Linked DNA regions of Mus musculus: region 2 is linked to region 1. A link is a contact called in ENCODE Hi-C or POLR2A ChIA-PET data. All regions are on one chromosome and are shown on one strand. Each heading gives the region's core, a stretch centred on a gene start or an enhancer-like site at or near the end of the contact. The rest is flanking DNA. Distances are from core to core; before and after follow the strand shown.

Region 1 (6,041 bases), core at 1,086-3,585:
CTTTCCCTGTGTGTGATTGTTTTGTATGTGTGTGAAATTCTAAGTTTCACACACTAGAGATCAGTAGTAACCAAGGTACTTTTGTGAGACTCAGGTGTGTAGAGTGGGAGTTTGAAGGGAATGAACAGAGGATGCATAAGTTCCATAACACTACATCTAACTCCCAAGCCAAACAGATTTTATCCATGTCACAATGTCCACAAGACAACTGAGACTCATTTTAATGTGGGGGTGGGGGTGGGGTGTGTGTGGAGAAGGTAGCCTACAAGCTTCTGGCCTACCATGCTAAACTTACATAAATCAGATTTGTATCCTTAGGGGTTAAAATGATTAAAACGTTAGATTTTAAAAGTGTTACATTCGAACAAAACTACTAAATTTAGGAAACAATGTAAAATTCAACTTCTAATTATGCTCTTCCAAACAACTATTGACTTTAAATAGTTGCACTACATAAAAGTTGTTCAACTGCTCATAAATTGAAAACGGATCTCACTTAGGTACCAACTTACATTTACAACGCACATATTTAAAAATTCAATTCAGCACGGATCTGAGTATCACATTGCTGATGCTGTAATTGTTTAGTAACCTGCGGTTTTCATACCTTTCTGAAAATTAGGTCAGCCAAAACTTAGTGACAAATAGCCTAACTATGTAATAGTAAAAGAGAAACCAATTAAATTGCTTAAATTCTAGCATCGGTTTTACCACAGCTGTGTGTGCGGACAATCAAGGGCATTATCAGCACACCATGGTAATAAGCAGAGATCTAAAGGGTTTAACCAAACCAAAACCAGTGTTTCACATATCTAGCAAGGGCAAGGTCAACCAACCTCTAGTCTCTTTTCAAGACCACCACCACTCTGACATCAATTAGTACTGTCTCTCTGAATGCAGTGTGTGGGGGGGGATCTTAAAACTCAGAATTCTGTAATTTTTACAGATGTCCAGGAGCAACAAAAACCGGACGGGGGCTAGCCCATTCACCCCTTACTTTTTCAAGTTAATTCTCTTATCTACTCGGAACTCAAGGCACGGGAGGAAAAAAAAAAAAAAGCCAGGCTGAAAGCAAAGAATTCTGACCCCATGCTCTTTCTAAGCCTGGAAATAATAATTTCCAGGTGCGGCGCGGACAGACGTGAGCTCCCCGACTCTCCAACCATCCCAGCAGAGCTCTCCAGAGTCCAAGAGCAGCCAAGAAAAGGACTGGAGTCCGTGATGTGTGGGGGAGACCCGGAGCTAAAGTTACCAGATATCTACACTCAAACCCAACAAGTCTTTAAGTTTTCAGAAATCAATTACCACAGGACTGTAAATTCTGACACTTGGTAAAGACCAACAGGCTTTCCGGAACTCCACTAAACAACAACCTTTAAAGCAGGGGTGGGGGGTGGGGGAGCGGGGACGCCACAGCTGCCGGAGTGCTGGGGGACGCTCCAACAGATTGGCTCGGCGGCAATGGGGGCAGAGAGGCAGGCAAGTCTGGGCTCCGCCAGGGAGCTCCAGGCCTGGCGCGCGGCTGTGGGTGCCACGCGGGGACTGGGGTGCAGTGGAGACTGTCCGCGCGCGGCTCCAACTCGAGAGCGAGGGTCGCTCGGGGTAAGTCGGGACCGGCTGGGGTCGCTCGGGGGTAGTTAGTTGGGACGGGACCGCCGTCGCTCCCTCGGAGGGAGTCGGGACTGGCCGGGGTCGCTCGGGGGAAGTCGGGACCGGTCCGGGGTCGCTCGGCGGCAGTCGCGCCAGTTCCAGGGTCACTATAGGGAGGGTGATCAGGATGGTTCTGGGTTCGCCCGGGGTTAGTTGGGACCGGACGGTGGTCGTTCGGAGGGAGTCGGGACGGGGCCAGGGTCGCTCGGGGAGAATCGGGACTAGATCCGGGCCTCTCTGGGGAAGTCGGGACCGGACAGGGGCCGCTCGGGGGAAGTCGGGACGCCGGCGCCTACTTACTCGGCTGTACCAGATGCTGAGGCGGGCCGGGGCCAGCACGGCGAAGAACGCTCTCCGAGGGTCAGACTGGACGTGGAGCGGCGCCTCGGCCGGGCTCCGCGGCGCGCAGAGCAGCCTCTTGGGCCAGCCGCTCAGGAAATACATGGTCCGCGCGCGGCCCCGACAGCCCCCCGGCGGCCCCGGCCGTGTCTGTCACGCTCGGCGGCCCCGGGCCAGGCGCCCACCTCCCACACCGCCACCGGCCGAGTCGGCGGCGGCGACAGCGGCAACTCGGGGCATCTGCCCGGGGGCCGGGCCGGGCCGGGCCGACGCGATGCTGCGCGACGCAGTCTGGGACGCTGACCGGCCGAGGGTGGGGGAGGCGGGCGGCCAGTGGGCCCGCGGCGGGAGGAGCCGAGGCCGGCCCGCCCCGCTCGCCGCTCGCGTCAGCACGCCGCACGGCGCGGGGAGGCTCCGCCCGGCTCCCTCGGACCGCCCCGCGTCAGAACGCAGGCCGCGGGGCAGGACGTCGAGGGCTCGGGACGCCTTGCTGGCTGGCGACCTGGCGCGTGGAGCTGGGGACCGGGATGAGGCGACAGGCTCAGTCAGTGACAATCGGAGCGGCCGGGCCCACTTGCACGATCCCTGGATTGGCGCGACCTCCGGGGTTGAAGGGGGCGGGGCGAGCGGAGCGCGCGTCACGTGACTCCCGGGCTGCGCTTGGAGCTGGGTCTCTGCGACTCCAAGGCTTGGGGTTCGAGTCTGTACCCACAAATCCTTTGTGTGCTGCGGTTTAAAGTGAGAGCTGGTGATGTCCCTGGCCGTACAGAGCTTACATTCTAGGCAGGCTCTTTATTCAGTCACTAAAGTGCTTCAGTCTTGTCTGCCTGTTTAGTTATTAATGCTAGGCGAAGCCAGATGGGGTCTTTTGCAGCCCCAGTAAACTGTTCAGGAAAAGAAATGGACTTAGGTTTTGTGTTGATCCAGACTGGAGATACCGTATTGATGTTTTTAATTTGGGGGTTGGGAGGAATGAAGGGGTGCTCAACTTTTGGACCTGGAACCTTAAAAATAGCTGCAGCTTTTTGTAACTCTTTCAAAGTTTAAAAGTAACAACAAAGTAACAATCCGGATTTTAATAACAATGTAACTTTCCGTAATTGTTCTAACGCTTGCTTTTCGAAGACGTTGACTAAAGTCCCAGCTCACTAGCCTTTTGTTTCCAGAGGATCTCCTAGAATCTCTGTCCTGGTGTGTCCCACAGGCCAACACAGCATTCCTGGGATATTTTAAGCAGAGCAGACCTGAAAACTATTTTTCAGATTTTCATCTGTGTGGACGGAATCTTGATGATCCGAGTTACACCCGCTGGATAAATCAAGAGGTCCAGAGAGGTCTCTGCCTTGCCAATATAAAATCATAGAAGAACTTCGTTGTCTAGTACTTTTCAGACAGAGTTGTACACGTGGCAGAGGAAGTGAAAATGTGCTGCAATTCCATTGAGAATGTTTGCTCTACCTCTACTTCAGTGTGTTCATGTGCCTCACCAGTGTGTCTGCAATCATGGGCAGTGTAGATGTTTCTAAGTAATTTTTAATTGTTTTTTTTTTTGACCTCACTTACTGGTGAGCTTCTGGGTGGGATTCTCCTCCTGTGATCTTTTGTAGCAGCTAAGGTCTACAAAAAAATTAAGAGGATGCTTTGATTTAATTCCACAGAAAACCACAGATGATGGTGCTGGATCATCGCTAGTTAAAGTGCTGGATATGCCCAAGGTCACATGGCCTAAGAAAAACTGCTCTCCCTTCCAAGGACCCAGCAGTCTTTAGACCAGCTCAAGGTGAAGTGTGAGAGTGGCCTGAACATGGACAGGAGGAGGAGACCCTCTGGTCCTTTCTCACTTGGGAGTGATGGGTAAAATATCTCACTGTAAATCTCCCTAAGTGTTACCCACTGTGACTGAAACGTTATATAATATAGACCGACCTGAGGTTCAAAGATCATACTTTAACATTGTGAAATGTGCTAACAATTCCAGTGCTCAAATCTTCTGTCCCCCCGTACCCCCCCCCCATCACCACTTTCTCCCTCCATCACCACTCCAGCCAAACTCTCTGGATGACTTTGAACCTCACGTAAACTGGTAAAAGTAGGTACATATTTGGTTCTATCAGACTTAACTTTTTTATTACAAGAGTACTCTTGATCAGGGTGCATGGAAACAAGTACCTCTATAAACCATGTATTGGAGGATAAGTTGATACAATTTCTATAAAGACTAGTGCCATTATGTGGTCTATGCATGGAGAAAGAGACAGATATCCAGACCCTCCTATATTATTTTGTAAGGAGACACAGAGTTTTAGCCTTAAATCATACCTCATAAGCCAGGCATGATGGATACCTATTGTATTTGGCTATTCTTGGTAGCCGGCTTGACTACATCGGGAACCAAAGTGGCTAGGTACACATGTGAGGGATTTTGGTTTTGTTTATGAATTAAGTCATTGGCAGTGGGAAGAAGACACACTTCTAATCTCAATGTTCTGAGGTGAGACTCTGGGCCACAGCTTCTGCTGGCAACCTGTATGCAGGAAGAAAGCAGCTTTTGCCCCCTTCCTGTTTGTTCTTGCTTTCGCTGGCACATCCATTTCTTCTTGGAATTAAAGCCTACTTCTTTGGGACTCTGGTGAATACCGAAGACCAGCTGAGACATCCAGCCTTATGGTCTGAACTACTACTGGATTCTTAGATCTTGCATTGGTAGACAGCAATTGTTGGGCTTGCTGGATCACAGCCTGTAAGCTATTCTAATGAATCACTGATAGATGGTAGATAGATAGATAGATAGATAGATAGATAGATAGATAGAGATTCATTCTATAAGTTCTGTGCCTCTAGAGAACCTTGACTAATAAACCTGTAATTCCTGTATGTGAAAGATAGACACAGGAATTATGAATTCCAAGCCAGTCTGACCTAATGAGGCTCTCCGTTAAATAAGTTAAACACACACACACACTTGATATACCACAGAAGAAAAATATAGTTGTCCTCCAAAAATAGAATTGTCTTTACTTATAATGGCATATTTTATAAAAATAAAAAAACTATGTTGGAGAATATGCTATAAAAGTATATTAATTGTATTATGAAGTAATACAAATGGTCTACACATATTTTATAAAATATTCCATGCTTATGAAGAAACACGTTTTCACAAAAGGAAAAAAAATTGTACCAAAATGTTGATGTTTTAAAAATCCCTTTAAGTATGGGCATTTAATATGTTTCCTTTGGGCTTTTTTGTATCTTTCTAAATTATGTTTAAAGAATGTATGTTATTTTTGTACTAAAACTATAAAACAGTAACCTTGTTAACAGTCGAATGTTCCACTTGACCTGCTTCAGGTAGGGCTGTGCATCACTGGCAAATCAAAGACAGTAATGCAGTAATGTAGAGTTTCAGGCACTGTCTCAAGAGTATCGAGAGAAGGATTAGTAGAAAATAATTAGTCACCAGACTAAAACTAGGCTCTGTGTATTTGCATATAGTCACAGGTTTCTGAGACAAAGCCACAAATGGATTTTGGTTCTAAGCGTCCCACTTGTAATGTCTGGGGACCCCCCTAAGAGCCTGTGATGCTAGGCACTGCTGGGGTTTGTGGCTCTTCCTTATGCTTTCAGCATCTGATTTATTACACTTGTATGGCGTGCATTTGCTTCTGGATGGACTCCTAATCACTTGTACTTTCTGCAAACTGATAGCTGAGCTCTGTTTTGCTTTAAAGCAATGTGGAAGTAACCAGGCACATGAAAAGATAAGTAATATGCATGAGACAGGATTGCTCTCAGGTTACTAAGATTTCAAGCTGAATGAGGGATTCTTGGGAATTCATTGTGTTATTCCCTCCACTTTAACTTTCAATTTTTGCCAGAGATTTAATTGAAAATATTACAGCGTAGCGGAAATATTCAGATTCAACCCGAAGCTTTGGAATGAATTCCCGCTGTAGGCTGAGTGATTTGTGGTCTGGACAGACTGCCAAAGGCCGAAAGCTTCCCTGTTCACTGCTCTAGTTGGCAGCGTGTATCTGGGAGAGTGGAACCTA
Region 2 (5,687 bases), core at 2,804-5,303, 270 kb after region 1:
AAGCACTTCGTGTTTCTACACTAACTTGGCAGAGTGTGTGTGTTGCAATCAGGAACACATGCCGCTTCTAATCCAACAAGCCCTTCTCTGTTTCACAAAGTAACACATATACAAAAATACTTTTGAGTAATAAAACATTAAATGTGTGGCTTGCTCAAGAAAATAAATTTTAAGAAAGATTTTTTTTAAAGGACAAACATGGCTCTTTTAATAAGGTTTGCTCGAAATAAAAGGTGCATCAGTAACTCACAGAGATGGTGGAATCATGTGAGAACTGGGAACTTTCGTATTCTAGTTCATGTGCCAAACTCAGCCAGTTGGCTGTTCTCATAAATAAGCCTTCATTGAAACACAGCGTGCCATTTACTTATGCACTGCCTATGACTACTTCTGTGCTACAAAGGTTCCACTATAGACTAGCAAAAGAGACAATCTTGCCAACACCGCTTAAAAACTATGTTCTTTAACAGAAAAAAAAAAATCTTTGCCAACCAATTTAAATCAGTGATTTTCACAGTGTGGTGGTCCTTGGAAAACAAGTAAGAAATGCAAATGTACAGGTTCCACTCCGGACTTACTGAAACACAAACTCTGGAGACAGAATGCAACAATATATATTTCAGTAAATCCTGTATGTAATTCTAAGACCCACTGGATAAAGGGACCGTTCTGTAGTAGCTGGAAAGAGATGCGAACCCACCCAAAGTCTTCCTTGAGGAAGTCAAGTAAAGGCCTAATAAGGCTTTGGGGCAACTGTCAGAAAGGACTTAGCCTGGAGTGAGGAAAAATGCGATTGAACAGTGGGAAAGGAGGCTCTTAAGTAATGCTGTCAAGTCTCTCCTATGGCGACCCAGGAAATACAAACAGAGCGATTGAGCACGGACATTGAAGCAGTGTCTTGTCTAGGGGCCTTTACAACTCAGATAAACTATTCCTGCTCTATGAAATGGTGGGGAAATGTAGAGGGCTCAACACTGTCTTTCTAGCCAGCAAAGTATTATTAAAATAAGAAAGGCCTGGTTGCCATGGCAGCAGGGAAGCAGAAGAGAAGTTGGCATCTTAGTATCTCAGACAACAAAAGCTCTGGCACAAAAGCCTTTCAGGGACATTCAAGATCCAAATTACAGCAGTAGTATAAAATATCAGTTTTCATTTGGGACAAAAAGATTATCAAAAAATGTAGTGGTAAGAGCCCTGTGCAGAAGAAAATAAAAACTATGAAGTGTCCAGAGAGGCAGGTACACAAGAGGAGTAATTACAATGTGAATGAACCTCACAGACAGCATGCAGGCATTCTTAGAAGAACCTAGCAGACGTCATACAGGCATTATTAGAAGCAGGACATTATGCCATTATGAACTAAGGCTTTGCATTGAAAACTGTTATCAGAAAAGCCAGCTGCAACCAAATGAAAATGTTCCCAGACTATCTCCACTTGAGGAATCCTGAAAGTTAGCAATTTATTTATTATTTTTAAACCAAGGAAATACTCCTTGTTGGGTCAAACAACTTAGCATTAATACTCTTGGGGGGTCTGGTGCTGCTCTGATTCTGACAATTCCTCAGCCCCTTGGTATCATCCTAAGCACTGCCACATTGTCATTTCTTGTTCCACACTGTCATACACTAAATAGCAGCTTTTCATACAGTAAACTCTGAAGATACAGCTTTACAAAGACACACACCCCCATAGGAACGGATGGAACTTCCTACCTCTGAAACTACCTCAGGTTAAGTGGTGAGAGCCAGCCTTCCCTGGTGCTCTAACACCTGACACAGTTTGGGAAACTAAGAACTAAGCGAGGGAGCCTAAAAAGGAAAAACAGTGTAATGGGGGAGGAGCAAAGGACAAGTCTTTGCGCATCTTAACCACCAGGGGGCAGCACCACGGGGCTTAGGCATCAAACCCTTCCATACAGAGGCTGTAGATACACTAGCATGCAGTTTCTCTATGCTCTATGGAAGCCGCACCAGGGACTGACCAGCTACGCACGGGCCAGCTAGGAACCTCCTTTGCCTGCCCAGCTCTGAGAAGCTAAGACGTTCAGAAGCGACCAAACCATTTACTGCTCTGCATGCATCCAATCGACCCCCACACAAGGTTCTGAGAAAGTAAATTTTAAGTTAACACTGCTGTTAAATGGGAAGAACACCATTATCCTAACTTAAGACTGCACGCTCAGATCTAACTCCAAAGCCAATGGTCTTCTCTATTTTGCCAGAAAGGGATCCCATCTTTCAAGAATAGCCTATCTGGGTAAAGTAGAGAAAAAAAAATATGTTTACTTTTCACACTCAAGACACCTTACTCAAGACACCTTCAAATTACAAAGGAAAAGACACTAAAAGAAACAAATGAAGCCCGGTGGGTGGTGGTTTTAATCCCAGCATTTGGAAGGCAGAGGCAGGGGAAATCTCTGAGTTGGAGGCTAGCCTGGTCTACAGAGCAAGTTCCACAATACTCCACAAAAGCCAAAATAAACATAAGTGCTTATCTAGCCTCCACACACTGCAGCTCTCCTGTACAGGTAAATGCTCATGCCTGTAGCACCGCTCAGTACTCTCAGGATAAGTCCTGGGCACATCCAGTCTGCAGACGTCCCACACTCAAGCCAGCTCACATACAACCAAATGATCTTAATAGCTGGAACCGTAAACAGTAAACAGGTAAAGGATATAGAGAAAGAGGACCAGAAATTGATGATTCATTTTCAAATCCGCTGGGAACTATATGAGAATATTTGCAGTAAGCCAACAACTCACTCATACAAACCTATTATGAAACCAAAAGCAACCTCCGGCTTCTTTATTCCCACTTCTGTTTCCCTTCTCCGCATTTCTCCTCCTCTCTGTGACACACTCAGCGGCTCGGTCCTTTCATTCAGGGAAAAGGAGTTTCCCCTGATAGACTAGTAACCACCGGAAAGCAATCAACCAACAAAGCAAGCAGGTGAATACAGGAAGCATTCAATGTGGCAGCAGAAACCCAGCAAAAACAACCAATTTGTTCCCTCAACAGGTTATTTCAATTCCTTGAAAATTAAGACTGGGGAGAAAGGGGGAGAAAGAGACGACTTATTGTTTTCCTCTGCAAGACCACACTGTAAAACCAACAAAGACCGCTTCTTTAAGGATCCAAGAGACACAATAAATACCACCCAATTACTCTCCCACAGCAACAGGAAAAGTTCAACACTGCCATTTTCGCAGTAAGCAACAATTAGTCCTGCCGTTGTACACAAGCATCCAGCCTTCTTAGCAGGCACTGGCTCGCAGATCTCAGACACCCTTGTCTTTAACTGCAGCACCCAGGCAGCCCCGAGCGCTAACACCCACCTTCGCGGGAGGGAAAAAAAGGGCCTCTTCTTCTGGGGAGGGAAAACAGTTCACATCTTGTTCCCGTCGCCTGCTTCAGGAACCTAAAAACAGAAGCAGCAAGTCACTAACTCAAAAACCCAGGGCCAATAGATGCTCTCTTTTTTTTTTTCTGCGCTGTTTAGATGACTAGAAAAATGTACAGAAGAATAAGAAAGAGGGGGGGTCGGGTTCTAAGGCACAAGGGGATGCATGCATTTATCAACAGCTAGCCACTCCTTCCTAGGCTGTCGGAAACCCGCAGGTTTTCTAGCTTTGAAGTTCCCTGCCAGTAGCAGGGGGCTAAGGGGAAAGCAGGAGGCGGGATCGCAGGGAGAACCGCTGCCCCCCGCCCCCATCCAGCAGCCAGGGACTGCACCCACCGGCGACACGGGTCGGGCCACACAGGAGCGCCCCGAGGCGCGCAGGATCCGCTCCTCCGAGACGCGTCGGGCGGGCCGAGGTCTAGGGAGCCCCCGGGCCGGGCGCAGGGTCGAGCGGCCGCCAGGCTGGGCCCTCGGGGGCCCTCCCGCGCGGGCTTGGCCCGCACTCACATCCCGCAGCGGCGGACCCGGCAGCCGCCTGCAGCCCTCGCCGGGACGGACGGGCGCCTCCGGAGCCGGGGCCGCGGCCGAGGCGCCGACGCCGCGCGAGCTCGCCCAGAGCGGGGGCCCGCCCAGCCTGTCAGCGCGGCGGGAGGCCGGCGGTGGCCGCTGCTGCCCCCTTTCTGCTCTGCCTCAGCTTCCTGCAGCCCACGCCACGCCCACCGCGCGCCGAGCCCGTCTCCGCCCTCCAGGGGCCGCACGCCGCCTCCGCTCGGCCCCGCGACGCCGGCTCAGCTGCCCTGCTCGGCGGGCTCCGGCGCGGTGCAGCTTCGGGAAAGCGGCCCCGAGCGGCGGAGCGGGGCGTGGGCAAGCCGGCGGGGGTTGGCGGGGGGGCGGAGGCCGGCACGCCCCACTGCGCCTGCGCCGCCCGCGGGGCCGCTCTGCGGGGCTGGGCCGGGACGGGGGAGGCGGCCGCGGGCTCCGGGGAAGCGGAGGCGCGCGTGGAGATTCCCGGGGCAGCCCCCGGGCGAGAGCGCGCGAGGAGGAGGAGGAGCGGGGCGGGTGCGGGTTGGCGCAGCGTGCTTGCGGCCTCGGCTCGCGGAGGAGACGGCTGGGAATGAGTCAGCCCGGCCGGGAAGGCCCCGCTGCGTCCGAGCTGATAGGATTGGCGGCCGCTGCCTCCGCGGAGACTTTCCCCTTCCTGCTTTCGTTTCCACAGGCGGCTCCCTGCCCTAAGCGCTCGGCCCAGGGGACGTGGCACCGTGGACCGGGCGCTGAGACCCAAGTACCTGACTTCAGTTAACCACCACTTCTGCGAAGGGACCGCTTGGAAGAAGAAACGACGTATAGGGTCCCAAAGAGCCACGTTCATTCATTCAAGAATTTGTTCCCTGCTAGGCAAGGGCTCCCAGGAGAGGAGACGAAGGCAGCACCCATTCTGCATGTGCTATTCTCATAGAAGCCAGAAAAGAGGCTTTAAATCTGCACTGCTCTTTGTGTGTGATTGCCAGTAACGGGTACACACACACACACAAAGGTGAGTGGAGATGTTATTTTGAGATGACCAGAAAAGACCTCTTAGAGTGGCATTTGAGCAGAAATGTGAAGGATGAGAACGATCCAGTCCTGGAACTATCTGGTTTCAAGAAAGAAGCTAACAATGAAAAGGATTCTGAAAAGGGAATGTGTTTTAAGGACCAAGAAAGAACCCTCAATGGAAGACAGTAAAAGGAAAGGGGCTAAATAAGAAGACAAAGAAATAACTGGGGTCATTCTGTATAGGGCTTCTTATTTTTTCTCTTAGCCCCAGGTTTGTCAACCGAAATGAAGCATTCACAACACCCACGTCCCCTTATATACGTGACGGATGCTGTTATTCAGATCTTACATCTATTGTTTTTTTTGTTTTTTCCTTTATTTTTGAGTCTGTGAGCCTGGAACTCACAGAAATCCTCCTACCTGCCTGGGGAATGCCGAGATCAAAGGTGTGGGCCACTACACAATGCATGGTTTCTTTTAAGTAAATGTCACCAAAGCTAAAGATAAGGTGGGCAAGAAAAAAATAGATGATTAACAGTAAGCTTATAGGATTTAAGTCCTTTGTCAACCCACACAGGAAAACTGAGTAACTTGTTCATTCTCATTTACAGTGAAAATCATTCTCGGTGAGGTAAGAGTGAGCCAATGATAGTCTTGAATGTTGATCTCTCTTCACTCTGTAGTAGAATGCTTTCCAGCACTAGATGCGATTCCTAGTAGAGGCATAAGCTAGAGATTTGTTCCACCTGT

What was found. A loop is a pair of places that touch in the nucleus more often than their neighbours do. ChIA-PET counts read pairs that join two places held with the same protein, here RNA polymerase II (POLR2A).
Region 2: a map of heart shows a loop between it and region 1 (3-fold over the local background). The contact joins the promoter of Jak2 here to the promoter of Ric1 in region 1. A Hi-C loop is called at or near these places in 1 of 37 maps with a recorded cell type or tissue (heart). POLR2A ChIA-PET finds 5 or more read pairs at or near these places in 1 of 5 experiments (Patski).

Annotation. Positions count from the first base shown.
Region 1 is chr19:29,518,576-29,524,616 of GRCm38, reverse strand. Ric1 (RAB6A GEF complex partner 1) reads right to left here and starts at 2,335. Exons shown (of 26, transcript NM_001081319.1): 1 at 1,951-2,335. The coding sequence starts at 2,094. It overlaps A930007I19Rik (RIKEN cDNA A930007I19 gene), which reads left to right and starts at 2,630. Exons shown (of 4, transcript NR_015567.3): 1 at 2,630-2,727; 2 at 3,648-3,769.
Region 2 is chr19:29,250,169-29,255,855 of GRCm38, reverse strand. Jak2 (Janus kinase 2) reads right to left here and starts at 4,053. Exons shown (of 25, transcript NM_008413.4): 1 at 3,738-4,053; 2 at 3,337-3,419.